2 separate regions of the Homo sapiens genome follow, and region 1 is linked to region 2. A link is a loop called in an ENCODE intact Hi-C map of the cell type or tissue named here. Cell type or tissue: dorsolateral prefrontal cortex. All regions are shown on one strand. Each heading gives the region's core, and the rest is flanking DNA. Links, peaks and the distances in the headings are about the cores only.

Evidence for each region. A loop is a pair of places that touch in the nucleus more often than their neighbours do. Peaks named below come from ENCODE experiments on the same cell type or tissue, not always from the same donor. Only the 100,000 strongest peaks of a DNase experiment are listed, where the experiment ranks them.
Region 1: a loop joins it to region 2, with 8 times the contacts of the local background. A loop is called at or near these places in 5 of 110 quality-filtered maps.

What each region holds. Positions count from the first base shown.
Region 1 is chr9:19,690,855-19,706,983 of GRCh38, reverse strand. The region is part of intron 2 of SLC24A2 (solute carrier family 24 member 2); the gene reads left to right. It also overlaps the pseudogene C11orf98P1. Among named protein-coding and RNA genes, the nearest start is that of SLC24A2, 90 kb to the left of the region's middle. RefSeq lists an enhancer at 7,498-8,184. In dorsolateral prefrontal cortex, for the core only: no CTCF peak of the experiment used is centred there; a DNase peak (open chromatin) is centred at 5,543; H3K4me3 peaks cover 1,064 bases; H3K27ac peaks cover 8,000 bases.
Region 2 is chr9:19,624,730-19,640,858 of GRCh38, reverse strand. All of the region lies in intron 2 of SLC24A2 (solute carrier family 24 member 2), which reads left to right. Among named protein-coding and RNA genes, the nearest start is that of SLC24A2, 160 kb to the left of the region's middle. In dorsolateral prefrontal cortex, for the core only: no CTCF peak of the experiment used is centred there; a DNase peak (open chromatin) is centred at 3,548; H3K27ac peaks cover 7,569 bases.

The DNA.
Region 1 (16,129 bases), core at 3,136-11,135, 66 kb before region 2:
CCTTTCAAAAAACCAGCTCCTGGATTCATTAATTTTTTGAAGGGTTTTTTGTGTCTCTATTTCCTTCAGTTCTGCTCTGATTTTAGTTATTTCTTGCCTTCCGCTAGCTTTTGAATGTGTTTGCTCTTGCTTTTCTAGTTCTTTTAATTGTGATGTTAGGGTGTCAATTTTGGATCTTTCCTGCTTTCTCTTGTGGGCATTTATTGCTATAAATTTCCCTCTACACACTGCTTTGAATGTGTCCCAGAGGTTCTGGTATGTTGTGTCTTTGTTCTCCTTGGCAAATTGGATAAAGAATCAAGACCCGGCCGGGCGCGGTGGCTCACGCCTGTAATCCCAGCACTTTGGGAGGCCGAGACGAGCGGATCACGAGGTCAGGAGATCGAGACCATCCTGGCTAACACGGTGAAACCCCGTCTCTACTAAAAATACAAAAATTAGCCGGGCATGGTGGCGCGTGCCTGTAGTCCCAGCTACACGGGAGGCTGAGGCAGGAGAATGGCGTGAACCCGGGAGGCGGAGCTTGCAGTGAGTCGAGATCGCGCCACTGCACTCCAGCATGGGCGACAGAGCGAAACTCCGTCTCAAAAAAAAAAAAAAAAAAGATTCAAGACCCATCAGTGTGCTGTGTTCAGGAAACCCATCTCACATGCAGAGACACACATAGGCTCAATATAAAAGGATGGAGAAAGATCTACCAAGCAAATGGAAAACAAAAAAAGGCAGGGGTTGCAATCCTAGTCTCTGATAAAACAGACTTTAAACCAACAAAGATCAAAAGAGACAAAGAAGGCCATTACATAATGGTAAAGGGATCAATTCAACAAGAAGAGCTAACTATCCTAAATATATATGCACCCAATACAGGAGCACCCAGATTCATAAAGCAAGTCCTTAGTGACCTACAAAGAGACTTGGACTCCCACACAATAATAATGGGAGACTTTAACACCCCACTGTCAACATTAGACAGATCAACGAGACAGAAAGTTAACAAGGATACCCAGGAATTGAACTCAGCTCTGCACCAAGCAGACCTAATAGACATCTACAGAACTCTCCACCCCAAATCAACAGAATATACATTCTTTTCAGCACCACACCACACCTATTCCAAAATTGACCACATAGTTGGAAGTAAAGCTCTCCTCAGCAAATGTAAAAGAACAGAAATTATAACAAACTGTCTCTCAGACCACAGGGCAATCAAACTAGAACTCAGGATTAAGAAACTCATTCAAAACCGCTCAACTACATGGAAACTGAACAACCTGCTCCTGAATGACTACTGGGTACATAACGAAATGAAGGCAGAAATAAAGATGTTCAAAGGTCCTTCATTTCTTCATCCTAGGGGGCTTTTGTCCTCTTTTGCCTTTTGAGCTGTGGCTCACTAGTCCTGGCTAGTTTTGGGGGGCTTCCACTTCCATGGCTGCCTTCTCTTTCTGGGCAAGCTGGATCTGCTGGAGAAGTTTTCTGTGCTTCTTCCTGGACAGAGTAATGTTGGTACATGCACTGGATGCCCACTTCTTGAGGTGGTGCTGCATGAGCAGCCCCTGGTCTATCACAGCCCCAACCACCCAGTACCTCAGACACCACTCCCAGTTCAATACCCACAGGTGGTTGAACAGCTTCTTCTTCAGTTCTGTTTGGGACCAGTTGATCTTTCCCCAGAGAGTCCTCATAGTCACGCCACAATGCCAGTTCCCAATCAGTCAACTTTTTAAGTATTTCCTTTATAATAAATGTCTTATTTGCATTATGTCATTTAATCATTATTTGCATTATGTCATTTAATCATCTTAACTTACTTCCATTGCCTAAATATCCCAGCAGCAAAGAAATAGTGAAGCTGGAATCTGAATCCTTTTCTTACCATCATATGCTGAGAACAAAGGGATCACCCAAATGGGGACAACTCACAGAAATGAATAAAGATTAAGGTAAATTTTCCAAGGGAGAAGGCAGGCAAAGAATCATTCTGACAAAGCAGCTGGGTCCTCTTTCAACTTCTAAGTGACATTGCTGGAATATTCCCAACCAGAACTCAGAGTAATACCACTAGAAATACTTGTTAAGGGAAACCGATCTGTTTCATCCTGAAAGTACTTTCCCAGTTGGCAGTTTTGAAAATGTCTATGCTCCTGGAGCTTTATAGCCTTACTTAAAAAAAAAAAAAAAAAAAGTTTGGTTTTTAAAATAAATTCCAAGAGCACTAGGGACATGAAGGTTACACAGACCTCCTTCACACTTAGTGGAAAATTCTTATCTTTTAAGTCTTTCTCTCTTCTGACAGTTTCTTGTTACATTGATTAAATCCCTGTGAGTTGTGAGTTGTTTTCTTCCAGTTCAGCCTCTTGGTTCCTGTTTATTTTTCCAGAAAGAACTCAGTAAAATTCTGAAAACAGAAAAGGAATTGAAAATATAGTTTTATTATTTATATTTTGAAAGAGGCATGTTCATAATAGATGCAAATACACAAACACAGGAAAAAAATTTAAATAATTTCCAGTAATTCCACCACTGTTGGTATTTTAATATGTATTCTTCCCATCTGTCTGTCTTGCACATACACACACTCTCTCTCTCTCTTTCCCTATTTCCTTCTCTTATGTGTGAATGTATGCATATTTTTTAAAATTTACCAATATAGTATCATATGGAACTAATTATGAAATCACCCTATTTCATTTAATTGCAAATATCTTTCCATGTCATTAATCATGTGCCTCTGCTTCTCAAATGTTAATGCATGTGCGAATCACTGGAGAACTTGTTGGAAATGCATAATCTCAGGCGCTCCCCCAGACCTACTACATCAGAAACTGAATCTTAACAAGTTCCAGGTATAGGTGAAAATATTGGTCCACAGATCACGTTTTAGTAGCAAAGGTTGAAATCTTTTTTGGAGATTGCACAGGGTCCCCAGTATTGATGCAGTTGATTTTATATAACTAAGCCCTATATGATCAAACACTGGAGTTATTTCCAATTGCCCTGCTAGGATGAGACACATTCTTACAAATATTAGCATATATCCATCATTATTTCCTTAGGAGAAAAAGTCCTGTAGATAGTTTGCTGAGTCATACATATTTTGAAGGAAATAATTTATTTTTAAGGATTACAAAATAGTGATTCATTCTTATGTGCTATGATTACATACTTCATAGCACATAAGACTATAAAATGTAGCCATAGTACTTCCTGTCATATATGTGCATTTTCCCCTATCTGCAGTGAACCAAGACAGAGCTTTGATATTTTTGATTATTCTGATCAAAGCACTGTTATCACTTGAAATGGTTTCACCTCTATCTTCAATTCATCTAATTTTATCCACCCTTCAACACAAGAGTTTTAATCTTGCTTCTTCCAGAAAGTCTTCCCTAATAGTCCAACTTACAGTGAGCTCACTTGCTAAATATTTTCACCATTGTTCTTTGGGCCAATTATGTCAAAACATACTTTCCTACTTTCTCTTGATACAACTTAAATATATGACTTTGGTCCCTCTCATCTCCTTGACTGGATTATGAATGACAGAGGGAATGGATCTTTAGTGTGCTTCATCTAAGCCCTCTGCAACCCCTCTCACTCCAAGAAGGTTTGAGTGCAATAGAGAAAGCACAGGATTTGGAATGAAAGGGCTCGTGTTTGAAGCCCAGCTCTGCCATTTACTGAGTATTGAAGAAATAAGTCATGTAATCTCTCTGAGCCCTAGCTTTATCATCTGTAAAATGGATACAGTATCTGCACTGCTTACTAAGATTCTAATCCATCATGTCATTTCCAAAAATTGTAAATAATTCACCAAAAGTCTCAATGTAGAGTTTGTATCTAAATTTGATATAAGATATGCGAGTATCTCTCTCTCTCTTTCTCTCTAGTACACACACTTACACACACAAACACAAAAGAATGTATCTCAAGCTCAGGAACTTTTACCCAACAACAGTATAGAAAGGAACTGAACAATATTGTTTTGTTTTCATTGCATTGCATTTATTTACTTTCTTTTTAAAAATTATTATTTTTTATTTGCAAATATAAATGTATATATTTATGGTGCACAACATGATGTTTTGCTATATGTATACTTTATGGCATGCCTAAATCAATGAATTTATTTATTTTCTATTTATGGCAAGCAATATTTGTTTTCTAGGTATGGTAGTGATATGAAGTTCACTTTTTAAATAAACATTTAAATTTTAAAAGGTAACTCAAGATAAAACACTTGGTAGTTAGTACCACGTAAATTAAGAAAATATGGCAAAATATCATGCTGATGTTATAAAAATGACTGAAGTTTGGGCAACATCTAACTATAGGAAGCCACTGCCAACTATAATGCAAGACGCAGACATCAGTTGTTATTGTAGCTATTATTATGTAAACTACTGAAAGACCAGTTCTGGGAGCCCTAGTTTTAATAGATTCTCAATAAAAAATACTCAAATGTAATTTAAAATAGAGCAAAAAGTCAAGTTTTCTGTTATGCGACAAGTCACCATGGGTTGTTAAATCTTGCAGAACCCCAAAGTGTATCGAGATCATTTGTTTGTGATGAAGTTAGATACAAATGTAGTGAGGGGCTTTATCAGAATAACTGAGATGGCTCAACATATATCAGTTCCAACTGGGAGAAGGTTTGTGAATAGATTGCTTTGCATAAGACATTATTCTTCATTATGAAAAACAATAAACGTTTTAGGAGCACCAAGTGTACAGAGAATGCTGGCATTTGACTAAAACCTGCATTCATGGGAAAAACAAAAGGTTTACTGTCCTTCAAATCATCATGATTAGTGCTATTGTATTAGAACTCAAAGCAAGTTCACAGTTTTCCATTTCACTCTGAAATCTCTCAAAAAAGGAGTTTTATTAATTCTGTCTTTACATGAAGAAATAAAATCGGTCAGAGAGAGATTAAGTGATTAGTCTAAGATCATGTGGTTTTTTTATAGCCAGAATGAAAAACAAGAGATTCTGACTCTATGTACCTTGTAACTTTGTTATCGTTTTCCATCCACGGTAGGCTACTGCTAGTCTTGGAGTATTAGATGATTTGACTCAAGTATTCTAGATTTGGATTGTGCCAAAGTGGGATTAAATTAGATGGATTAGATCAAATGGCAGGATTCAGTTAAATTAAGTGGGATTAAGATGAGGCCTGATATGATTGATTTCAGCATAGTGTGGAGGAATTTTCACCAGCACATTCTCCTGTCTCGGTTTTGATTATAAAGAGAAGAGGAATTCAAGAAGGCTCCTTCAAAGAATAAGCTGACCACAGTTTGGGTCTACTTGTGCCAGAAGATTGGTCAGCATCCTGCAAAGCAATAGTGTACTGTCTTCAAACCTGCGTCTTTATTTTAGCCCAGTAAGGTCTATTTCAAACTTACGGCCTCCAGAACTGTTCAGTAATAAATTCATGTTTCCTTAGGCCTCTTTAGTTTTTGGTAATTTTTTTACAGCAACAGTAGGAAACTAATACAACACAGCTCAGAGTTCTTCCACCCAAAGTGCGGGGGAGCTGGACTGTTTATGTATCAACTCCTACCGGTTGTGGACTAAGTGCTGCTTGGCATGGGGGTATGAATTCCTTAGCACTCAACTAAAGGTGGGTAGACGCTGGCAGTTAGAAATCAGCCAGAACACAGTGAAGTGCTAAGACTCTGGAAAAATGGACTGGGCACTAGCGGATTCCGCTACAATATGTCTTTTATCTGCCTCTTCCTTTTTAATCTGTCTTCACAGTCATGGTACATGCAGATCATCCCCTTCGATCAATCTACTAGCACCTAACAGGTTAATCTTCCCTAAACAGGGAGGGCCTTCAGTGGGTTGTTCTCTTTCTCAAAAATCTTCAACATTCCCACAAGAAAAGATTCTTATACAAGGTAGACCAGATTTCAAATAGTAAATTAGGACTCAATCCTCTGATACTTTAATCTTAGCTCTTGAATTTTTAAGTTTGGGTATACAGAATGAACAGCGAGTATTCTTGGATATCTATTTGTGTACAAAGTTCCAGGCTTGGCATACGAACCTTTGGAGTCTTGAAATGTTGATCCGTTAGGTCTGCATTTCTTAGAATAGCAGTAACACCATGAGGAAGTGAGAAAATTGATTTGAAAATGGAGAAGGTTAATTAAAGGAAACAAAATTTCAAAGCATGTGGTTGTCAGTTGACACTACAGAAACCAGGCCTGAGAAGTTCTGAGTTCTGCACATTTACAGAATGTCACAGGTATATTTAGATAAATCCAGAATCTAGGGAGATCTAATTGCTGAAATAATTTCAGCCTACCAAAGCAAGGACGTTCTTACCCTTCCTACTCTGCCTGCCCTAAAGGAAAGTGCTTAGAGTTTCAGAGCTTTCTGTGGAAAACTTCAGGCTCAAATGACCCCATAAAATTTGTCCACAGTCCTCACATTGATTTTCCCAAGTTCTGCTTACTTTGTGTTTGCTGTTTGTCCACATCGTAAAAGGGTGGAGAAAGGAAAAAGAATCCATACATTTTTAACATATCAAAAAAACAAAGTAAATAATATGCTTTAAAATTAGAATAGAAAGTGCTGATGCCAGAGCATTTTTTTAAATCCTTGTTTCAGAGTAAGAGTGGAGTGGGGAAAGACAGAGCCTAAGAAAGGAAGAAAGCTAACATTTACTGAGTCCTGCAAAAGGTGTTTAGTTCACATCCACCTTCTGAAGAAGCCAGTAATATCTCTACTTGACAAATTGTGAGGCTAAGGCTCAAAGAGGTTCTGTCATTTAAGTGATGTCATAAAACCAAGAAGTTGGTCATTTGGGATTTGAGTGTGTTCTCTGTCTTATCTATGTCTCAGGTGAGACATAGCTTGCATTTATATAGTACTTTTCAAAGCATTTTTCTTATACTGTCTTTAAACTTCATCTGTGAGGCAGACGTCAATTGCCACATTTTACAAATACAATTACAGAGGCTCGGGACTCTTTTGCCCAGAAAGACACAGCCAGTAAGCAGCAAAACAAATCTGGGTCATGGAGCTCAGGTCTCAGGACCTCTCTAGTGCACCCGTGTGTCCTAACCAGAAGGGGCTGAGTCATTGGTGTCCTGAAACCAGTCAGGAGCAGTTAGTTTATTTCAGAGAATCATCTAGTCAGAAAAAAAAATTTAAGACTTACTTTTATTTTTTCTAAATTATTAAATAATGGAATCTCCTTGCAGAAAATTTGGAAAACATACAAAGGAGAAAAATAAAAATCATCTGTAATACCACCCCCCAGAAATAATCACAAGTATTAATTTGATACATTTCTTTCCAGTGTTTATGATACAGATATGCATCCATACTGTATTTTTAGAAAAGTATTTTTAGAAAATGCATGTCATATATAGTTTAATATGCTGGTTTTCTAATTAACATTGGATGATGAATATTTTCCCAGGTCATTAAGTAATCTTAAGAAACTGCCTCATGTATCATAATATTGCATGAATGTAACCGTAATTTAGTGAAACATTATTCACTTACTGTTGAACATAATTGTTCCTGGTTATAAGCCTGTACATAATGCTGCAACTTTGGTATCTAAACACAAAATTTTTATTTCCAACAGCAGTGGATGAGAGGGGCAATTTCTCCATTTTGAGTGTTTTTAAGACTTTTGCAAGATGGATAGGTAGAAACAAATTCTTCTTTGAATTTGCATTTTACAGATTACAGCCACACTGAATATGTTTTCCCATGTTTACTTTGCCAGCCGTTCTTGTCCCCATGCAGTTCCACGTTTGTTTATATGCTAACACAGTACTCAGAGACCCAGCAGTAGGTACCAAGATAATCAGCTGTTACAGTAATTGCCAGAACCCCCGAGTCTGGGAACTGCCAGCACCAGAACATAAGCACCTCTAGGCAGGAATTCCATCTTATTCATCTTTGTAGTCCCCATTCCTGGTTCTAAGCCAGACACTTGCCAAGTTTTCAATACATTTGTTGAAAATATTACAATAGACCATATATTCTGATTTTGGCCTTCTAACTTGCTCTGTGACTTTCGACAAGTTCTCTCACCTCTCTGTGCCTCCATGTCTTCCACTATAAATGAATGGAAGTGTGATATGCCATACTTTGTGAGCAAAGTGCTAGAGCAGTGGTACAATTCCCATACAAAAGGTCTCTATGGGTGGGTCCATGTCACCTAGGCAGGATTCCTTTCCTTCTGCAATACAGAGAGTGAACTCTGTGTGTATTTGATATTTGGATTTGTGATCCCTTCCCACCTTTCATACTGATGTACTATAGCTAAAGCAAATTTCTTTTGTTTCTCTTTATATCCCCAGAGTGCACACTGCATGGCACATAGGAAGTCTCTAAAAGGAGCGAACAAATGAATGACTGAAGTCATTAAAGATGAAGGGATGAGTAAATGAAATATTAGAGCTGAAGGAGATTTTACAAATCTAATTTTAGAGTTCTTCTTGGTTACCATTTTATTTTTGTAGACACAGCTATACAGATTGACGGTCCCTTATCCAAAATGCTTGGAACCAGAAGTGTTTTGGATTGCAGATTTTTTTGTTTGGACTTTGAAATATCTACATATACATATATAATGATAGGTCTTGGGGATTAGACCCCAAGTCTCAACATCAAGTTTATTTATGTTTCATATACACATAGTCTGAAGGTGATTTTATACAATATTTTTGTTAATTTTTTGTATAAAACAAAGTTTTGGCTGCAATTTGACTGAGAACTGTCACATGAGGTCAGGTGTGGAATTTTTCATCTATGGCATCATGTCCGTGCTCAAAACGTTTTGGATTTTGGAGCATTTCAGATTTTGGGTTTTCAGATTAGGGATGCTCAACCTGTATTAGCATCTCCACCTTAGAAGCACTTGCTAGAATAAACTTAAATCATTTAAATAAGATAAATTTCAATAACTAGCCAGGGAAATTTAATTTCATAAAAATGTTTCCATATTAAAACATTTTTGTTCATTTTTGTTTTGTTTTGTTATTGGCCATGGTCTTAATATATATTTACATATATTAGAAGTATAGAGTTGTCACTTTTAGAGGGAACATACCATGTATGAAGGAATGATTAAATTAGAAATTGTTTTTTCAGGTGAACTTTGCCACCATATCAAAAAAATGTAAAGTTATTTCAGTTTCCGAAACTAATTTAAATGAGTACTTAATGATGTCAATGAAAAATGGAAAGTATGAATTGTGTCTTCTTTGAGGATCTTTTTCTTTAAAAGATGAACATGATTATTTTAACCTGCTAAATGTATATTTTTAAATGTTTCACTACTTGGTATAATAATACAATATTTCTAAAATGACAAAATGATAATTTTAGCTAAGCCAGTGTAAGGAAATTAAAATATTTACTTATAGAACTCACTCAGAACTTTTTTTGTATCACTTATTTATGCAATTAAAAAGAACAGATACTTTTTATGCTTTTCTCAATTCCTAAATTAGTTCTCTGGTTAGAACAAAATAGTGCCAAGGAAAAGATTTTTTTCTCTTCAACTTTTATTTTAAATTCTGGGGTACATATGCCGAATGTGCAGGTTTGTTTCGTAGGTAAGCATGTGCCATGGTGATTTGCTGCACAGATCAACCCATCACCTGAATATTAAGTCCAGCATCCACTAGCTATTCTTCCTGATGCTCTCCCTCCCGCTGCACCCCCGGCAGGCCCCAGTGTGTGTTGTTCCCCACCATGTGTCCATATGTTCTTAGAAAAAGATATTTTTAAAATAATTTCAGAAGTCATTATTTCAATTTCAATAGCCATTGATGCAATCACTTGTGTAGGTTCTTAATATATTAATTAAAACATTGACTAACATGTTATTTTTTTAATTTCCTAGAATTGTTATTGTGGATCATAACTGCTAAATATTTCAAATATAATCAGTTACACTTTTTAGCAATTAAAAATTTACCCCAATGCTTAGTATTAAGAACACTTAAAAGAAAATAGCTCGACATGGCATATGATGTATTGGGATCTATTATAACATTTTCAAACCAGGTACATGACAAAGTTACCTTATATACCTGGTTATTAGAAAAGAAAAACTCAATTCTAAAATGATGCCATTACGGTTAAATTTAAATTATATATTTGAAATTAAATTACAAATGTTTTAAAGAAAGCCCATACATTTTAATTTTATATTTTAAAACATGTAATAGCTTTACTACACATTAGATTTTCTTAGAAGTGCTATGTTTGTGGAGTTAAATTCCTGCTTCATGAATGAGACATTGCTTTTTCCTGGATGCAATATTTTCTTTTATCTTTCGGATGATATTAAAAATAGGTTTTATTTAATGTAACTTAAAACATACAAAAGATATAGAATAATATAGCAAACACCAGTAGACCCAAAATGCAGCTTAAGAAATAAAACATCACATACTCAAAGTTCTCTGAATACACATCCCAGTTACTTTCCTTCCTGCCAACCTCCCAGACTCAGGGATACCAAACACAGCCAAGGACAAGCATGGCGTACAGAGTGAAAATGGAGGAGCTGTGCAAATGGCTGTACTAGGCCCCTCATCAAGTTGATTTCCCTGTTTTTCCCATGTTGAGTCTGGAGGATAGCTAAAATGTATTGCCTTATAGATTTGGTAGACGAGTATGAATCCTTAAAGCAATGGTCCCAACCTTTTTGGCACCAGGGACCAGTTTCGTGGAAGACAGTTTTTCCACAGACCGAGGTTGGGGCTTAGGGGTGTGGTGAGGATGGTTTTGCGATGAAACTGTTCCACCTCAGATCATCAGGCATTAGATTCTCATAAGGAATACACAACCTAGATCCCTCACATGCACAGTTCACAATAGGGTTCCTGCTCCTGTGAGAATCTAATGCCACCACTGATCTGACAGGAGACAAAGCTCAGGCAGTAATGCTCACTCACCCTTTGCCCACCTCCTGCTGTGCAGCCTGGTTCTTAACAGGCCACAGACTGGTACTGGTCCACAGCCCAGGGACTGGGGACCCCTGCCTTAAAGTAGATATAGTAAAGTTGTTGCATGTATTTATTCAAAGCTTGTTAACTTTGTATAGTATCTTAATGAATGTGGTCCCCTGTAATTTGCTTTCCTTAAGTCAATATTATATTTATGAAGTGTATCTGTATTGAGATACTTAGCTCTAAGTCATTCATTTTAAGTGATTTTGGCATTCAAATTATATGAATAGTCTATAATTAATCTATCCATTCTCATTTGGTGAATGATTAGATTTTTTCTAGGTTTTTTTTTTTTTTTTTTTTTTTTGCTACTAACAAGCAATGCTGCTATGAATAATCTGTGCATCTCTCCTAGTGACATGTACAAGAATTTCTCTGAGACAAATCCCTACAAGCAGAATTGCTGGGTTTCACGTGGGTTTAGCTTCAAGTTTGCTAGATATTGCCAAATTATATTTCAGATTGGGTTGTATCAATTACAGTTTTTCTTCTTAAGATTTTTAATGATTTCTGTTTTCTCCAATACTTTTTTTCTTATTCAGTTGTTTGGTTGATGTTTGTGGGTTTTTGTCTTGACTTTCATTGTGAGGGCTTTCCTCAAGTGTCTGGTAAAAGGCAAGCCAATCATATTCCAAAGCCCAAAAGAGCCTTTGGAAGTCCTGTGTGAGTAATGGAGGCATGGGACAGGTGTGAACTGTGGGCTTCACTCTATTACAGGGTTTCTTTACAGTGGCACTACTGACATTTGGGGCTGGATAATTCATTGTTGTGAGGGCTGTTTTGTTGTTCTTTGCATTATAGGATGTTTAGCAGCTTCCCTAGCCTCTACCCACTAGATGCCAGTAGCACCATGCCCCTCCAGTTATGGAAATCAAAAATGTCTCTAACCCCTGGGGAAGCCCACCCCCGCCCCATTCCAGTTAGAACTGCTGCTCTAGGATAAATATATGGCTGGCCGGCCTTTTTATTTGCCCCAAATTTAAATCCCCAACGGCCTTCTCTCTGGGGTCATTTGCTTCTCCCCAGCTCCCATCTTTGCCGGAGGAAAAAGAAAAAAACAGGGAAATCAACTTGATGAGGGGCCTAGTACAGCAATTTGCACAGTTCCTCCATTTTCACTCTGTATGCCATGCTTGCCCTTGGCTGTGTTTGGTATCTCTGAGTCCAAGCCTCCTAGTTTAAATTCTGCAGATGCTCAGCCTCCTGTCTCCATAGGGTAGTCTCACTTGCCTGAATGCTGTGGGAAACAAGGATTTGTATTCTTTTACCTCTGTAACTAATATTGCCATGAAGTTTATCTTTGTGCATATCTGAACTCTTTATGATAAATTCCTAAAGTGAATTTTAAAATATGTGCAATTGACATGCATTTCTCCGTATATGAATTTTAACCCTTGATGCATATTATACCTAATAATCTAATCACAGTTCTTTTTTTCTTTGGGCAGCATTTACATTTAGAAAGTCTTTCGCCTGCTAGTTTCCCTGTAGCCTTTTCTTTATCAGAGAATAAAAGTAAAATAAATTATAAGTCCTCGATAGAATTTTAGAAAAAAATATTTTGTTTTCCTCTTCTCCGGTTAACAAATTATTTAGAAAAAATATTAGAGAGGAAATCTTCCATTAGTGAGAGAACAAATACTTACATAAATGTAATCTGTAATAACCTTGATTTAGGACTTTCCTTGTATAAAATACCTTTTATTAAAGCGTTTAAACTGAGTGGGAAGTGATTGAGCCAATTGCTAAGATAATATTATGATATCTTTACCCTATCTGTTGAGATTTCATCATTTATTATTTTCCTGTGCAAATAGGTAATTATTTTCCTAATCTTTAAAAGCATGTTTATTTAGAATGAACAGTGTAAGATTTGGGATTTTTTTTTTTAGAGAATCCTAGTTAACCATGTTTTAATTGGCAACTCTGTTTTAGTTGAACTAATTAATTTTGTCTTAGCAGTGAGAATTTGAAAATTATAATTTGAAGAGGATTTAACATACATTTTCATCTTCTAAGAAAGTTTCTATTGACCATTTTTCCTCCCCCAACCTATCTGTTTTTTAGATATTTATCTTGCTTGTGGGAAATAACCAAAAACTTAATTTAATTCTAGTTAATGAACAAAGACAGGTAAAAAGAAAGAAAAAGAAAGGAAAGAAGAAAGGGAAGAAGTTATTTTTAAAAAATAAATAAATAAATAAAGAGTGCCTCGGAAATCACCTTTATAAAAATCAAACTCATCTTTTCCCAACACTGTCTTCTGTACATGAGAAGCATCTTAAAAACAAAATGAAACTGACCTTTTAGGAGGGACAGGGAAGATGACTTTAGTGCTTATCAGTCTTGTCGATGTCCTTTTCTTATTTTTGTCCTCTAAATGTACTTGATTGGAAAAAACACCGTTTTTAAATCTCTTTATATTGAAGATATATAAAGAGTAAGAGTTTAGGTATATAAAGGCAATGCTTTCATCTAGTGATTTCTTGTCCTTGGTTTTAGACAGGGCCATCAACAACTGAAAAGGAAATCATTACTTCCTGTAGCAAAATTAAAATTAAAAATTAATAAACTAGTAAACAGTCATGGTGCACCTACCATGGACCAAATCCTTTGCCAACAGGCTGCATTCATATATAGACAAATGAATGATCAGAGACCTGGTTACACAGATAGACAAACCATTGATGGATATTTGGGTTGGTTCCAAGTCTTTGCTATTGTGAATAGTGCCACAATAAACATACATGTGCGTGTGTCTTTATAGCAGCATGATTTATAATCCTTTGGGTATATGCACACCAACATGGCACATGTATACATATGTAACAAACCTGCACATTGTGCACATGTACCCTGGAACTTAAAGAATAATAATAATAAAAATAAATAAGTAAATAAATAAAAGATAGACAAACCAACACTTTCATGGATGTTACCTCATTTTATGCTCACAAATGCCCTATCAGTCAATAATGTCCCCATTTTATGGACAGAAACACAACCTGTTAGAAGTTATGTGGTTAAGTGACTTGCCTAAGGTCAAATGGCTAACAAGTATGTATTTTTTGGATCTGAAGCTGATGAGTAAAGCTTGAAAAATGAGACAATTTGCTAATTGTAAACGTTTGGTCATTAATCAACATTCATTCATCTAACAAATTTTTATCGAGCACTTCCTATGTACTGAGCATTTTGCTAGGTGCTGGGAGACTACATGACTAATATAAAGTCCCTGCCCTCAAAGAGCTTACATTTGGTGGAGGAAGGAGACAATAAACACAGCAAATAAGAATGTGATGCATAGTGACAAGTGCTAGGAAGAAAAATAAAGCAGGCTGAGTGAATAAAGAGTGATTATTGGAAGGATGAGAAACCATTACTCCACCTGAAGTCACAAAATAAATAAAGCATCTTTTCTTTGCAATTCAAAGAGAAGGCCGTGTTTCATGTTTTACTGCTGGCATATTTTATCCACAGTGAAGCTAAACATGAAATTTAAAGACCAAAAAAAACTAATAAGGTGGCTTCAATTTTGTCGTATGGTATTACAGTCCATCTTCAAACAATATCTAAATTACAGTCTATTTTTTCTAGCATGAATCAAAAGAAAATCTAGTGAGGTCATTATTAGTGTCTGTAAAATTCTAGTGGAAAAAAACCTGTAGAAATCTGTCTTTGAAAGTCTGTTCCCAGAGTTCAAGTGGCAACTGTTTTGTGACTTGACAACATAGTTCATGGCTTTTAAAGATACATGACTTGTTCTGCTTAATGTGGTTTCCTGATAAGCCTTGAGAGAATTTTTTAAATTATACTTTTAGTTATGCATACATAATTGCCATTCATCTATGACATAAGTATGACATTTGGTATCTACTGCTTTTACAGATAGGTTAATGCAGTGAACTCCTTGGTCATTCTTTAGCCCTTTCTGAAGACAGGAGGTAACAATAATATACTTACCTCTTGTTAAAAGCTCCACATTTGACCATTTTACTCATTTTTATAATTCCAGTGTTTGCTTGCAAACAATCTTCCCTTGTAGTATAAAGGCATTGGAGTGCCCTGAGCAGAGGGGAGGGGTAGAGCTTTCAGGAAAGCAGTGATGAAACTGATATCCCTGGACAATATCAGCATCTCAAGGGAAGCAACTTTTATCCTCATCCTTGTTCTTGACTTGAACTCCAGTCCTTGTCCTATATACTAGTGTTGCCCAATGAGTGGAATCCAGTACTGTGACATTTGAAAAGATTTTAGGTGGTACCACAAACATTTTTAATGATTATATGCTTATTTTAACATATACTAGGAAAGTATATAACTGGTTCTGTACTTTTAACCAGAGAAATAAACCCATTTCTCAAAAGTTATTGCTTAGAAGCAACGAGGAAGTGAAAGAAAAGTGAGTCCTTTAAACTACTCTTAAAGTACTAGGTTAATAATCGCAGAGATAGAACCCAGCTATGGCAAAACCATGATGGTAGTGCATGGATGACTGAGGGCAAATGAACACAACCATCACTGTGGTCTTCAGTCACCTTGAGCCCTGCTTTTCCAAAGATTGATTCCCTATGGTCCTTTTCTTCATTTTCTGATAGCCTCTTCTCTTCACATCTCTTTTCTGCCCATGGGAGATTTCACAGCCTGGCCCTGTCCTGTGGGAGCCCCACTAGTGTGAGTCTCAGGGGGCTGGCATGTGGCTACACTGTGCATTGTTCAATCCTTGGAGGCCTTTGTCTATTGAACTTCCTTTTTTGGTTGAGGTAGTTAAAGACCCTTCCAAAGTTTCCCTTACATGCAGGTGCATCCTATATTTGTGAGGGCTCTTCTCATCCTTTCTTGTTCACACCTTCAAAGGAGGATGTTTCAGTGTTGCCAGTGGACTAAAATTGAGTGGAACACCTTGTGCTGGACGTCTGGGGCCTGAAATTATCTTGGGCAGCTTCAAAGGTTTTCATTATTTAACTAATTATCATATGAACCTGTTGTTTGAATGTGACACTGTCTTTTTCTTTTGCCAATACACATTCTCTCTCTGTCTCTCTCTCTGTCTCTCTCTCTCTCTCTCACACGCACACACACAATACGCCTCCCTTAGTGGTGGCTGTACTACTCCAGCTGATCCACTTTTC
Region 2 (16,129 bases), core at 3,019-11,018:
GGGGGTACCCAAAATCTTGGTCATCAAAATAAATATTTTAATGCAATATTTAAAGAAACAAATTAGCAAACTACAGCTCATGAACCAGCTGCTTATTCTTGTAAATAAAGTTTTATTGAAACCAGGGCCAGGATTAGGGTAAGATGAGTAGGGAAGATTCAAGTGCAAGGTAAGAGCTGTCTTTACTTAAAATCTTGACATTTTGTTCATTGTAGATTTTATTTTGCACTAATATTTATTTTTTGAAATATTGCATTATGTTATTTATCTATAATACTGAGTTTTTTGGTACTGCCTTAAATTTTGTCCAGGAGACAAAGTGAGACATTCATCTCATCCTTGTCCTGGCTCTGCCAACCCCGTATCAACGCCTATACTTTCCAGTCAACTTGTGTAGCTTTTGTGGTCAGAAAACATAAATATTAGTTTATGCTTTCAAAATTTTTTAAACAACTTAAAATAAACCCAAGTAATATGAAGGTGTTTTTTATAGCAGTACAGAGAGAAAGGCATCCAACTTTAATATCTGAAAAGATAAAGATTCAACTTATTTTCCAAATGAATCTGCTCTTCTTTATGCAGTGAGTACTCAGCAAGGCACATGGTTTAATAACAGCAGGAGAGCCATTTTTAGATAAAACTGATGATGCTTTCATGGAAAGGTTCCAGGCAGATTAAAATTGTATAAGACATCATGCTTTTTGACTGCTTAAATATGTTATGATCATAATTTTATTTTGTGATTTCAACAGAGAAAAAAGATTTTCCTTATTTATTAGGTTATCAACTGAAAGAACCAGGCAGTTTTAATTTCTTCATTCATCTAATAAACTCAAGTTACTATGCTGAAGCATGAAGGATCTTAGAAATCCATTCACAAACATATTTTTAAGAGGGCATATGGTTTGGGGCTTGATTAACAGAATAAATATTTGTAGGTTTTCCAAGTTAACAAAAAACTGTTTTCTTTCTCTTAGTCTTTCCTCCCTCTACTATGCCTTATGTTTCAAAGGTTGGTTTGCTTCCTCTGTGACTATAACATTGTGAATAAATGAATTCAGCAGAGCTTATAAACTATTGGCTCTCATCTTAGCCAAGCTTTTATACTAGAGGAGATGTGTCTGTCTCAGTTTCCCTATGTGAAACTTGAGAATTGCTAAGGCAAAATGCTGTCATCATTACAGATGGAAATAGGTTATCCAGATATTACTAAAGTGACCCATATGTCCATACAAGATTATCGGTGAGAAAAACACCTGGGCGTGTCCCATGCACATACACAGCCCCAAAATATCTGCCTCCCTGTTTAGTTGTAAGTTCTGTCCTCTGACCAGATGATGGCTGGCATGGTGGGGGGCAGCTGGCCGGGCACCCCAGGCTTGTTCAAATGGCAGCTGGGCAGAGGTATAAGGACCATCTGCGGGCATGCAAGGCTTCTTGAGGACTAAGCTGAGAACTTCCACCATATTCTGTTGCCCAAAGCGTCACAAGATTAATCCAAAACAAGGGGAAGGAAAACAAACTTTACCTACTGATAGAGGGACCTGAAAAGTCACCATTGCAAAAGGACTTCATTATAGGGAAGAGAAGAATTGCAGCCATTTTGCAAACTACCACAATTAGCTAATAAAGTTAGAAAATCCACTCAATTACCTATAATAAAGTGGTGCTTTTTAACAAGGTTATTATGGAGGAGGAGAGGGAATGAAGATCTGTGGGAGAGAATTTTTGTTGTTGTTGGGGGAAAAAACCACTTGCAAATGCAGAATAGCGATCATTTGATAAGACCATGGAGAAATTGAAGCAGATTATGTTCCCATCTGGGATGATAATGATTGACTTGCTCTGTTCTTCATATTTATGTGAAACTGAAATAAACTGAAATTCTTGGCCTTAAGCTTCAGAGCAATTCAGGATTTGTTCAAAGGTAGAAATTCTGACCTGGCTACCTGCCATCTCCAAGTTTAGATAGCTAATTGCTCCAGTTGGAGATTCTTATTTTATTTTCTTATATCTGTTTATTGAGTGCCTGTAGGGATCCAGGAATTTTACGTATGTCATCTTATTTAATGTCATCTTATTTAATCTGATGATTAAACAACCCTCTGAGATAGCTGTCATCCACATTTTAATATGTGTAGGTACTGAGGCTTAGAGTCCTCCAGTAACTAGTGAGGGCCACAGAACTAGTCATTGGTAGAGTCAGGACTCTTTAAAATATTTCCCCTTATTCTGAGTGTCATCCCATAGCTTTACCCTTTTGAATTATACTCTATTTTTAATATTTAATATTAGAAATAAAAATGTCACAGTCTAACTCATTGGGAAATAACTGTTCCATTACCAAGAAAACAAACAAAATAGAAATTCCCTTAGCTCCCCCAGGTTGTTTAAATGCTTAGTTGTGGATTTTGTATTCAATAGAGAGAGCAGGTAAAAAGAAAGTGTTATAATCATCTGCCAAATGAATATCCGTTGGCAATAAAGGTAAATTCAACTTACTAAAATTTGATTTCCTGTAAAACTAGTCAAGAATGTGTGCATTGACTATAATAGGGCTCAAATGGAGGAAAATAACCTTTTTCTCCAACTCAGTGCTCTCCAATGGTCTGAAAGTCTGTGTCCACCCAGAGGCTAACAATTCTCCAATCTCACCTGACCTATAACCTCAAGCCTGCAGGGATGAGAGCCAGACAGCCCTGGGTATGGCCCCCAACTTTACAAGGTATTGCATCTGAGGCCTTGGGCTATTTACTCTTCTTACTGAGCCTCTCTTTCTCCAGCAGTAAAATGGATTGAGAATGCTTATGGAGCTATAAATATTAAATGAATAATGCATGTAAGTCAAGTAATTTGAATGCTAAGTGCTATTGATTTCTCTCTCACTGTACATTTTTCAACAGAAGCTAGCACAAAATAAAGCACAGCAAGCAAACTACCCCCCAATACAGGTGGACTTCACTGGTTGATTGTTCTTTTGCATTTGTGTATTCCACACCTGTCCTCTCCCACCGCATATTTATAAAACAACAAAGTGTGATGGGAAATGGCATTTTACCAACACAGGTTCTAATCTCAGCCCTGCTCACTGAGTAAACGCTGTCTTTACACCATCCGGTTGCTCCATCACTTTGAGCTTCACTTCCTTCCAGCTGTGAAACAAAGAAGCTAAGGAGATACTGATCATTCTAAAACTAGGGAACAACTACTTAAAAACACCACGCACTGTGCCTGGTACTACTTCTCCATGCCTTTATTTCCTTTGGTACTTACAAGGAAGTGCACCCATTTCCAAAATGACCAGTCAGGTAAAAAGGAGACTTTTTCTTATTTGTTTTGGGTTCTTCTGCTTCCCCCTTGTGTGTTTTTTCAAGGTGAATGCAATCACAGATGTAAACCACCCTCAAGACTACCAAAGCCTACAGAGGGGCAATAGTTAGAACAAACACAGTCGGGCAACAGTTAGAAAAAACACAGTCGGGCAACAGTTAGAACAAACACAGTTGGGCACCATTGGTGCCTGATGCCCAGGGCAGACCTCCGGCACCCTGCCCAGTCTCTGCCCACTGAATAGAGTTGGACCATCTGCAGTGACATTCAGATCTTTTTCCTGAAGAGCTTGAACTAATTGAGAACTTGTCAGTGTGAGTAAAATGCTCTGTGCTGCCTTCTACTCTGTTCTTTGCCTGTGCCAGAACCCATTTCAGTGGCACCAGGCTGTCAACTGGATGGGCTAGACGGGTCCTTTTGGAATTCCTCCTTTCCGTCAGTTAGCATTTGATACTAATGCTATTAGTATTATTTGGATATTATTTAGGCTTTCAAGATACATACCCTTTGGATGCTGGAAGATATTCCAAATAGTTTTTCCAAATAACATTCCAAATAATTATTCCAATTAGTATTTTCCAGCTTCCAAAGGGTATTTTGAAAGACTTAAATCAATTATTCTTAACCTTTTTAGGGTCATGGACACTTTTAAGACTCCGATGGAAGTTATGGACACTCTTCCCGCTGCCTCCTAAAAGTTTGTATACACACAAAACTAGACGGTGTCAGAAATTTCACAAACTGTCCCCCCACCTAAATTCAGACTATAGTTTCCAAATTAAAAACCCTAGTACTGGCCAGGCGTGGTGGCTCACACCTGTAATCTCAGCATTTTGGGAGGTGAGGCAGGTGGATCACTTGAAGTCAGGAGTTCGAGACCAGCCTGGCCAACATGGTGAAACCTTGTCTTTACTAAAAATACGAAAATTAGCTGGGCAAGTTGATGGCTGCCTGTAATCCCAGCTACTCAGGAGGCTGAGGTAGGAGAATAATCGCTTGAACTCAGGAGGCAGAGGTTGTAGTGAGCCGAGATCACACCACTGCACTGCAGCCTGGGTAACAGAGTGAGATGCCCTCTCCAAAAAAGAAAAGAGAAGAGAAGAGAAGAGGAAAGAAAGAAAGAGAGAGAGAGAGAGAGGGAGAAAGAAAGAAAGAAAGAAAGAAAGAAAGAAAGAAAGAAAGAAAGAAAGAAAGAAAGAAAGAAAGAAAGAAAAGAAAAGAAAAGAAAAGAAAAGAAAAGAAGAGAAGAAGAGAAGAAGAGAAGAAAAGAAAAGGACACCTAGCACTAAATAGTATTTGTATTTATAAATGTCTGTGTGGTTAGTATTGTCTACCAATAAGCCAATACCAAACAGCAGTCAGCAAATGGGTACTTTTGTCTAGAGCAACTTTGTTTTTAATGAACTAAATGATTTTTGTTGATTTGCCCTCAGGGGTTGGTTGCAAAGTAGGGAAGGAAGGAGATCTTAACAAATAAAACAGATACTTTGTATTACATATATTTAATAACTAACCATGGGGACGAAAGTGTAAACACCAAGAAAATTAACCATGTCAAAAAATACACACCAGTAGCAGACGTTAACCTGCTAAGGCAACAAGTCACCTACTGCATACATACAAAATGTACACACATGGTTGTTATGACTATATAGAAGACTGTCCATATCCTGAGAAGATAAACATATGAAACGTTTAAAGGCAAAGATGTCGTGGCATCTGCAGTTTACTTTAAAATTACTCATAAAGAATTATTAATATAGACATATTGATAAAGCCAACATAGAAAATGTTAAAAATGAATCTAATGGTGGAACTCTGGCTATTCTGAGCTTTTCCTATGTTTGAAATTTTTTATTGTAAGAACTTGGAGAATGAAATCTCATTATTTTGAGAGAAATGTCAATATAAGCACGGTCTTTCACTTTGGGACTGGGTTTTCTTTCATTGGCAAGTGTCATTTTCCCATAGGTCCAGGATATTTTTTGTTGTAATTTAATTAAATCCTTTCCAAAGATATCCAATGCTCCTATAATTTAGTAAGTAGTAAACTTCTGGTGATAATATTATACAATATTGTATGATTATTAACAGCATTTAAGATCCTCTCTGGGCAATAAGCTTGTACTATGGGACCTGCTACAAAACAAAATGCCCACCAGAACCATCTTGAGAAGTTTCTAATGGCTAAAGCCAAAATTTCAGAGCCAATAGTAATTAGGAAAAAAAGCTTTTTGATGGGATATTTCTCATGTCATTTTTCCCCCAATTCTAGAACAGATTTTTAATTCCAACAATGAAAATAGTGCTGAACATTAGGCCAAGAAGTTGGTGCTGACTGTAATATATAATATCAGTACCTCCTGGCTTCATTTGACAGTAACGCAGTGAGGACTTCCAGAGCACATCTTTTCCATCTCTGTGAATGTGAGGCTACATCTGTTTTCAGTAGTGCACAATTTCCGTTGTTCTATTGACAGATAACAGATAAGATATGTCCTAGGAAACCACAGCTACTGTCTGGAACCAGAATTTTTATTTTAAGGGTGAATCTCCAGCATCATCAATCCATTACTACTTCATCAGCAAAAATTGAGTGGTAACCTTACTTAATGGTAGATCTCAATTTCATCTCTATTTTTTTATTTTATGCTTTATAAGATTAGATAACTCTTGTCTTAATAAGATTAGAGGGATGCATGACATTGAAAATAATCACTTATTTTTTAAATTATGTACTTTTTGTTCAAAGCAATGATAATGATTAAAGCTCCAGGTTTCCCTAAAAAGTTCTATAAAGATTAGATGACTTCTATTTTCTGAATACATTTTGTTCTGTCCCACATAGAGGGTGAAATCAGTGTGTTTTATGTTTACTTGGGGAATGCAAAGAGATATGCCTTAGAGCAGGCAAGTAAAGTCATTAAGAGGCTGTGGTTTTGGCCGGGCGCAGTGGTTCAGGCCTATAATCCCGGCACTTTGGGAGGCCGAGGTGGGCGGATCACCTGAGGTTGGGAGTTTGAGACCAGCCTGACCAACATGGAGAAACCCCATCTCTACTAAAAATACAAAATTAGCTGGGCATGGTGGCGCATGCCTGTATTCCCAGCTACTCAGGAGGCTGAGGCAGGAGAATTGCTTGAAACCGGGAGGTGGAGTTTGCATTGAGCTGAAATCGCACCATTGCACTCCAGCCTGGGCAACAAGAGCAAAACTCTGTCTCAAAAAAAAAAAAAAAAAAAAAAAAGAGGCTGCAGTTTCAAGTTAGATTGCCTGCATTTCAATCCCAGTACCTTCCATACTACCTGTATTGCTGTGGGCAAGTTAGTTAACCTCACTCAGCCTTTTACCCCAATCTTTAAAATGGGTATATTTGCATCCATTGAGGTACAGATAAATAAATAAATATAGGGCATAATAGCAATGGAAAAGCCATAGGCAAAAAATAGACCATGACATAAAATTATAAAACATCTAGGAAAAAAATAGAAAATATTCAGCTCCCAACACCAGGCAAGGAATTCTTAGACTTGCTACCTAAAACTGATCCATAAAAGGAAAATTTGATAAAATTCAACCTCATCAAAATTAAAAACTTTTACTCTGTCAGAAACCATTTTTTAGAGAATGAAAGTACACATTAAAGACAGGGGGAAAATATTTGCAGACCACGTGTCTAACAAAGGACTTGTATCTAGAATATACAAGGAACCCATAAAACATAACATTAAGGAAACAAACAATCCAATTAGAAAATGGCAAAATATATGCACAAACATTTCACTGAAGAGATACACAAATGGCAAATAAGCACACGAAAAGATGTTCAACATCATAAGCCATTACAGAAACTCATGCTAATACTGCAATAAAGTTGATCGCCTGTAACCCCAGCGATTTGGGAGGCCCAGGTGGGAGCATTACTTGAGCCCAGGAGTACAAGACCAGCCTGGGCAACATAGTGAGACACTGTCTTTACAAAAATAAAAATGAAAATAAACAACTATGATACCACAATGAGATATCACGGCACCTTTAGAAAGAATAAAATTTCAAAATAGTGATCATATCAATTGCTACTAGAAAGCAGAAACACTTCATCACTCACACATTGCTGGTAAGAATGTAAAATGGTACAGCACTCTGGAAAATAGTTTGGCAGTTTTTTAAAACAAAAGCATGGTCTTATTGTATGATCCAGCAATTGTACTCTTGGGCATATATCCCAGATAAATGAAACATAGTTACACAGAAACTCATACATGAATGTTCATAGCAGCTTTCGTGACAATAGCCCAAAATGGTAAACTATCCAAAATGCCTTTCAACATGCAGATCATTAAACTGTGGTATATCCATACCATGAAATATTACTAAATAAAAAGGAACAAATTGTTGATACATACAATAACTTAGACCCTAAGGAAATTATCCCAAATGGAAAAAGCAAACCTGAAAAGTATACATATGACATTATTCCATTTATATAACATTTATGAAATTGTAGAAATTGATAACAGAATAGTGGTTGCCAGGGATTAGCAGGCAGGTGTGGGAATGGGTGTAGACCTAAAGGGATAGCACAAGGGAGTCTTGTGATGATGTTATAGTTAATTATCTTGATTGCAGTGGTGGTTACATGAAGCTACACATATAATTAAACTGCATAGAACTACATACACACTATGCACAAACACAAATAGGTGCACATATAACTGGTGAAATCTGAATGAGTTCCATAGATTGTACCAATGCCAACTTCCTAGTTTTAATGATGTACTATAGTTGTGCAAGATGTTATCATTGGAGGAGGTTGGGTAAAGGGCGCATGGGACCACCCTATACATATTTTTGCAACTATTTGTGAATCTATAATTATTTCCAAATAAGAAGTTATTAAAAATGTTTCCTAATAATACCTGCCACCTAAGATTATGAATGAGCATTTAGCCCAGTATTTCAACTGTAGTTAGTGCTCGATAAAGGTCAGCAAGGATTTCATATATTAACTGCTGCTGTTGCTACTTAATTGGAAGAATGTGTCTTGGAAGTGAGATCTAGGCTAGAATATACACTCCGTGAAAGCAAGGATTTGGGCTATTTTGGTCACTGTTTTATCCCTGCACCTAGAAAAATGTAGCACATATAAGATGCTCATTAAACATGTGATGAAGAATGAATGGGTGATTTTTTAAATGCCGTGAAGGAGGATATTTGGCAAATGGAGCAAGAGGGAATAACATGGTAACATCCCAGGTAGGCATAGATAAAATGACAATTTGCCTGGACTCCCTATGACAGCAAAGGATGGCAGATGGGGTGCAGGGAGTGAGCTGAGATGTTGAGGATAAGTTTGAATCTTAATTTGACTCACTCTACCCTAAACTGCATCAGCCCCAGGGACAATTGAGAAGGTAACTGTCCTCATGTCAAGCCCCACTAATGGGACTCCTAGTCCTTACCATCTACTCTGTTTTCCAGGATGGCCAGGTGTATCATGGTCAACACCCAGTGGAACGGTTTCTTACTGCCATGTTCTCCACTTCACTGCATGGTGGGCCTATTCCATTCAACCCTTTCACCAGCCAAAACAGAGGACCCCTACTGCACTCACCTCAGCCATTAGTAGTACAGGTCCAATTGGACCACCAAAAGAAAGACTGGCTCTCTCAGGTTAAAGGACCCGTACAGCAGTGTCTGGGCACAGGGTCCCAGGGATGAAGCCAGAGAATTTTTTAATGATGCCACTCTGTATTAGTCAAATGGTTTCCGCTGACCATACTGTAGGCCCCAACACTGGACCCAGTCACCTCAATTCTTTTGTGCCTCATGGTGAGTTTCCTGCATGTTTGAGAATCCTCCTTCCTTTCAAAGCTCTAGTCTCACCGCTTATGGCCAGCAGTCAAAACTTCTATGTTTGCAGAGCATCCGTGGGGTGGCAGCACACTGGTGGGCAAAATTGGAAGTATAAAGATGTGTAATATGTAAGACCCCCTCACTCAAGAAGCTTACAAGTCCAACAAAGCAGGCAAAATGGCAAACACAAGCAGTTGGGAGCGTTGTGAAATGATGTCTTTAACACAGGAGTTCAAAGAAGGGAGGTTTGATATTGTTGCATTTCCACAGGAATGAGGAAGTAGTGACCTAGTCAGAGCACACATGCCAGATACCTGGGAGGAGACTGATTCAAGAAGCAGTGGGTCACTCGCAGTATCAAATGCCAGGAGGAAAGTGACACAATTCAGTGTTGGACCAAGACGAAGCTATTTACCTTCAGCCTCATTATGGATGAGCATATGGGCTCATTAAAAATATATAAGATCTGATTTAACTTATTTATTATTAAACATGCATTTACTGAGCATTGAGCACCACTATGCTAGGTACTGTGGAATAATATCAAATGAAATAGACATGGTCTCTGCCCTCAGAAGGGTGCTCAATAGTGAAAAAGAGAGAGATGAGACAAATAATACAAAAGAATGAACTAGGGAGGAAGTGGGGAGGAGGGGACACACAGTGGAAATGGAATGTGGAAGTAGCCAGGCAGTGCTTGAAACGAACTTGCTGCGTCCCACTTTTATAACTCATCTTCGTGACATGAATGAGTTTAGCTTCCTCTTGGCCTCTCTTGGGAAAGAAGAGCAGATCAAGGAGTGAGACTGGTTCTCATTATCAGTGCATTTTCAACGGAAAGTGTTGTATGCTTGATATTTGTGCCCTTTATTTTTCCCCAAGTTTACTTAGATTTGCATTTATATTATTAAATATTTAAATTGGGTTTATATGATGTTTTTGCTTCCTGGAAATTCCAAAACTAAATTCAGCAAATCTGGCATCTCTATTTTTTTGCCTATATGGAAATTGTGCCAGGGTCCTTTTGGAATCAGGTACTGATATGGTACCGTTGATATTTCTGAGATCGGAAGTTAAAACGTGGTGAAGAATTAATCTGCTATATTAATGAGGCTGCATTGTTTGTAGCTAGAAGACTATAAATATGAAAAGTTATACGTATAAAAATCACTATATTACATTCAAATTGTGGGGTTTTGTTCTCTTTGAGGTTCAAAGTTTCTTATTTTTAAAAAATCTAATCTTTTTTAAAATAAAAGATTGGCAAAAAAATTTTGTTACTGTTAATATTATCAAAAATTAAATTATGTCTTCAATTATATCAGTTTTAAAATGCATTTTAAATATCTAATGCCCTTTGCTCAGTGAATTCTACTATTAATATATGTGTTGTTTATAATTTTATAGACACAAGCTTGTTCTTTACACTTTTATAGTCTTTGCCAGCTTCTCTCTAAACAAGAATAGATGCTAAATCTAGAATTAATAAATGTGTGATAAAATGTGACTACAAAAGTAATGATTAGGCCACAGGTAATCCTCTTAAGTATATTCTTAAATGTAACACTTAATTTTAAGTGATCTAATAATGACTACCTACCCTTTCTATCTAGTTAATTTAATGATATAACATATTTATTCTGAAATGCAGGTTCCATAAGGACAGACATTTTTGCCAGTTTGGGCCACACCTAAATCCCAGGAACCTAGAAGAATCCTTGGCCATATATAAGTGTGTGATAAATATTATCAAATAATTACTGTTAAATGAATGAATTTTCTTTATTCAAAACTTGCCATTCACACTCTCCCACTGAAGCTTTAAACACCAAGAGTGACTATTTTCATTTTTTGAGCTTGTTCTTTCCCTGAAACAATGAAATAGCACTAGTCCTTGAAGTGTCAGAAATAAATCAAAGACTGAGCCCACCCGAACTTCCAAATAAACTAAATATAGAATGTCTCATGACCGCAGTGATAACTGGGACCACCAGGGGGGCCCTTTTTTCCCACCTACTGCTGAGCTATCAACTCCTTAATACAAGTCAACTTGATATATGGAGCAACTCATTTGCAGTTTTACTTAAATCTATGCCGTTCTGAAGGCATAAAAAGTGCCCCTATGACCTTCAAGAGACAGAAATAATAATAGTAAATCATGACAATAGTAAGTGATTCTAAGTAATGATGCTGGAAGAGACAAAATAGCCTCTGTAACTTTCTCTACTCCCAGATACTAGCTTTTTGTACAAAATAAACACAAATCAAAGCTTTCATTCTAAATTCACAACAATCACTTGCCACTATTTTCTCACCTCCATTGGAAGTCAGAGCTCATAACAGTTCTTAATATATGTGAACTATTTTTTACTATATTTGAAGTTGTATTGTCTGCAGCCTCCTCACAGGTCACTGCAAGGAAAATGCCACTTTCTCATTTCCCCAGCACTTAGGAAGGCTCTGGAGCCCAACTGTCTGAGTTCGTATCTGAGCTCTGCCACTTGCTGGCTATGTGGCCTTGGAAAAATTGTCCAACTCCATCAGCTTCAGGGTCCTCATGTGTTGAAAGGGGGAGTATATGTTTATAATACCTATTATTGTGAGGATTCGATGAGATATTATATATATAACACTTGGCACACATTATTACTGAAATCTGCCTCATTTGCTACAAAGTATTCTGTAGTTTGTTGCACACCAGCATTTGTTAGACCTTTTTAAAAAATCACATCCTCCAAGCTTGCCCAACCCGCACCTCGCAGGGCACAAGCAGCCCAGGACAGCTTTGAATGTAGCCCAACACAAATTCTTAAACTTTCTTAAAACATTATGAGTTGTTTGTTTGTTTTAGTTCATCAGCTGTCATTAGTGTTAGCGTATTTTATGTGTGGCCTAAGATAGTTCTTCTTCCAGTGTGGCTCAGGGAAGCCAAAAGGTTGGACACCTCCTGTCTTAGACCCGTTCCTTAAAGGAAGTAAGGCAACCAGGACTTAATAGATGATTGCATATTGCATTCTTTACTAGTCAAAGGAAATTCGTGTGACTAATACCAGAACACCACTAGCAGATTGTGTTTGATTGGCATATCAAAATTATTCATTAGCAATTGTGAGAATTGCTGAAATGGTACAACAAAGTAAATTAGGAACATCTGGATTTTTCAGGGGAAGGCAAGAGATAGCAGGGGTAGTCGGGTTGTTAATTCCTAAATTAAGTGAATTAACACTGGTGCTTAGTATCCTAAGTACAGAAATAGCCTGAGGCCCTTCTTGCCTCTCTTTCTCCATTTGTAAGATGAGGATTACTGTCTTCTATGTACATACTTAATAAGAAAGATTAACCTTTAATTGATTTAATAGGTAGACATTAATAGGTAGACTTAAATAATCACCATTACTGTTAATTTAGCCAGTGACACAAGCAGCTGAGGAGCTCTGGTAACTGACCCAGAAGCACACAGTTCTGTTCTGCCAGGGTGCTCTCACTCACCCAGGCCTCTTAATTGCATTTTAAGTAGCCACAGTTAAGGACCATGGAAGGCAAAGAGGTGAATCCTGTCCTCAAGGATCTTACAGCTTCCAGTATTAGGGAGGCTAACTGAAGGAGTTGGGTAAAAGATATTAATACATTCCATATAGCTTGTCAATTCTGTGAGAGGCATTGAAAGAATTCATTTCTAAAAGTTTGTGCTAATGTTCCAGTGGAGTGCACAAGATAATTATTTGGAATGCAAGAAAAAAATATTAAGACTACTATTTGTTATCTTTTTTAAAAGAGGGAATAAATTAGTCCATGTTTTTACAATGGTTGCCAGTAGCACATAGATACATAAGTAGATAGGCTGGGAACAGTGGCTCACACCTAAAATCTCAGCACTTTGGGAGGCTCAGGTGGGAGGATCACTTCAGACTAGGAGTTCGAGACCAGTCTGGGCAATATAGCAAGACCCTGGCCTCTATAAAAGAATTTTTTTTTCGTAATTATCTGGGCATCATAGTGCTTTCCTACAGACCCAACTACTTGGGAGGCTGAAGCAAGAGGATTGCTTGAGCCCAGGAGTTTGAGGTTGCAGGGAGCTATGGTCGCACCACTGCACTCCAGCCTGGGCAACAACAGAGCAAGCCTCTATCTGATAATGGTATATGATCAAGAAATTTTGGAGACTCTGATTACAATTGTGTAGATTTAACTTGTCAGTTAGATTCTGCTTAATGAAGTCACCCTGGCCCCCTTGCCTTACTGAGTATTCCATATTCCAAATTGTTCTTTAACTGTCTCTAAACAATTTCTCTTCTACTCCTTCCATATTGGCGAAGATATCTATTCTTCTCAAAAAATTTTTCTACTATCTCAAATATTTCATGACCATGAAGATTATCCAAACAAATCATCAAAAGGCTTTGCTTCCAAAATGTGAGCTTTCATTACCGCACTTCTTACTTAGATCATTTCTACCCCTTCTGTCCATCCCAGTGTATTTCTTTAAACCGGATTGTAAAGTGGGTACTCCTGCACCCTGGGCTGTCATCTTCAGCACTTCATTGTTCTCTGAGATTCCTTCTTTGCAGAAGGGCCATGATTGTCAGATAATTACCAGCAACCAGTCAAAGTAATTTGAATTTAAATTTTTCTTTCTTTGTCTAGGAATTTATTTAATCTCCCCTCCCTTAATGTTTTAGGGACTATGTTAAGACAAAGTAAAAGGAGGGAGAAAGAGATGAGTTTCCATCTGACTAAGAGGTAGTAGGGTGTTTTTCCTTTTATATTTCAGATTTGAGGACTTTGCACCTTGTATCTAGTCTTCCCAATAGGCTTTGAGGTTTATTCATCTTTAACAAGGAGAGACATTTTGAATGTTTTTATTTATTACAGTAGTGTATTGAAAGAAAAAGGAAACATCATTTTACACTTTCATGTTAATTTTTTAAATGAAAATCAGTCATTCAAATCATTCCTCACCAGATCTTCCTGAATTCTAAGACATTAAAATTCATGTCCATTGGAATATTGGATTAATATTCTAATCATGGGCATATTTGTTTCAGATTATATTTTTCACAAAATAATATGTTTAAGTTTATTTCTATAGACTTTATAATGCTTCCAGGTCCTTGGCATAATGCATTTTAGGCCCATTTTGCAGGACTTGGTGGAATGTTAAAGTGGTGGAAGTTTATAGCTGTTACTTAGCTTTAGCAACGAACTGTTTATTGTTCTTCTATATCTGATGCCACGTCATTGACCAAAAAAAAATCCCTTAGTTACACACTTGTCTTTTGTCCTATGAAGTCTTCATGGTGACCCATTTGATATGTGATTTGTAAGTAGATAATTACCAGAGTGAACCATGGACATGTTAGTATCCTCTTACTGAGTGGCCCTGAGGCAGCTGGACTGCAGTATTGGCCTAATTTTTATGTGTGTGAGGTGGGACTAGGGGCCTGTATGTGGTGAAAGGCTATGTACAAAGATCCATCAAAACTACACTTTATAGTCAGCAAAATCATTTCTCGCTTTCAAGGATCAAAGGAAGAAAGAAGATTTAAGGACTTGGGACTGATTTATAGCATCAAAATGCTATCCAAATGGGCTATGCATTTTATTATCTGGGATGCAAGCATAAATGGACAATTTCAAAACACCTATCAAATAAGTAGCAAAATTCCTATAAAGAAATGGGATTTCCAGCAGGGCGCGGTGGCTCACACTTGTAATCCCAGCACTTTGGGAGGCTGAGGTGGGTGGATAACCTGAGGTCAGGAGTCTGAGACCAGCCTGGCCAACATAGCAAAACCCTGTCTCTACTAAGAATACAAAAATTAGCTGGGCGTGGTGGCGGGCACCTGTAATCCCAGCTACTCAGGAGGCTGAGGCAGGAGAATTGCTTGAACCTGAGAGGCAGAGGTTGCAGTGAGCTGAGATCATGCCATTGCACTCCAACCTGGGTGACAAGAGTGAAACCCCATCTCAAAAAAAAAAAAGAAAAGAAAAAAAAGGAAATGGGATTTCCACCAGGAAGGACAATAGAGATTAAAGTCATCTTCCAGTTGCTCAATTTAAGTGCAGTCACCATATGACTAATTTGAGTCATTGAGAAGGGGGCCAGTTTAATTGAATAAAGGTTTGAATTACAGAATATTTTCTCATAAGTAGATGATGGCCTGCCAAAGTCTTGCTGTTATAAATGGTGAGGGGAGTCTGCGTTGGCACACCAAAGCCCTGATCTGAGACCTTCAGGATGTAGTTTATGAATTCTTTTAAACAATCCTCAAAGAATAGTTGTGTGTGTACTATAGATTGGCTTAACAGACTTTTTCTACAGCTATAGGAAATTTATTTATAAATGTATTCATTAAATTTATTTATTTATTTATTTATAGGAATTTGTTAAGCCAATCCATAGCATGCTGACTACCAGGAATTGGGCTTTCATATTAATACAGCCCAAATGAGTGGTATTTTTGTGTGTTTAAAATTAAGGGGGTTAAAAAGCAAAATGCATCATAAGAATGCCAAGATTAATCCTTAGAGTCATGTTAGTCTTCTTTTGAAGAAGTTGTCTTCTGTAATATCCCATGGGTTAGAATAAACTTGCCATGTATTTAATGGCCTTGAAAATAAATTCACAACACTAGGCCAACCCAAAACCCACTGGCTATACACATTAAAATCATTTCTTTGTCACCTTCACTAGTTACTTCCCGTGTAATTAAACCCCTTTAAAATTGAATTTGTAACGTAATCAGCTGTATATTGTCAGGACTGTGAGGCTGCTTCAGGATGCAATTAGAGCAAGGCTAAGTCAGGTGAACTTCGAATTATCAGTAGATGTGGGTGAGCCCCTGGAAATGGGCAATTACCATCATATGTCACACTTCTTATCTCTTTTGCAACAGGGCTACATAAAAGGAAAGTAGAGGGGTGTTTTAATGGCCTCCGCTGC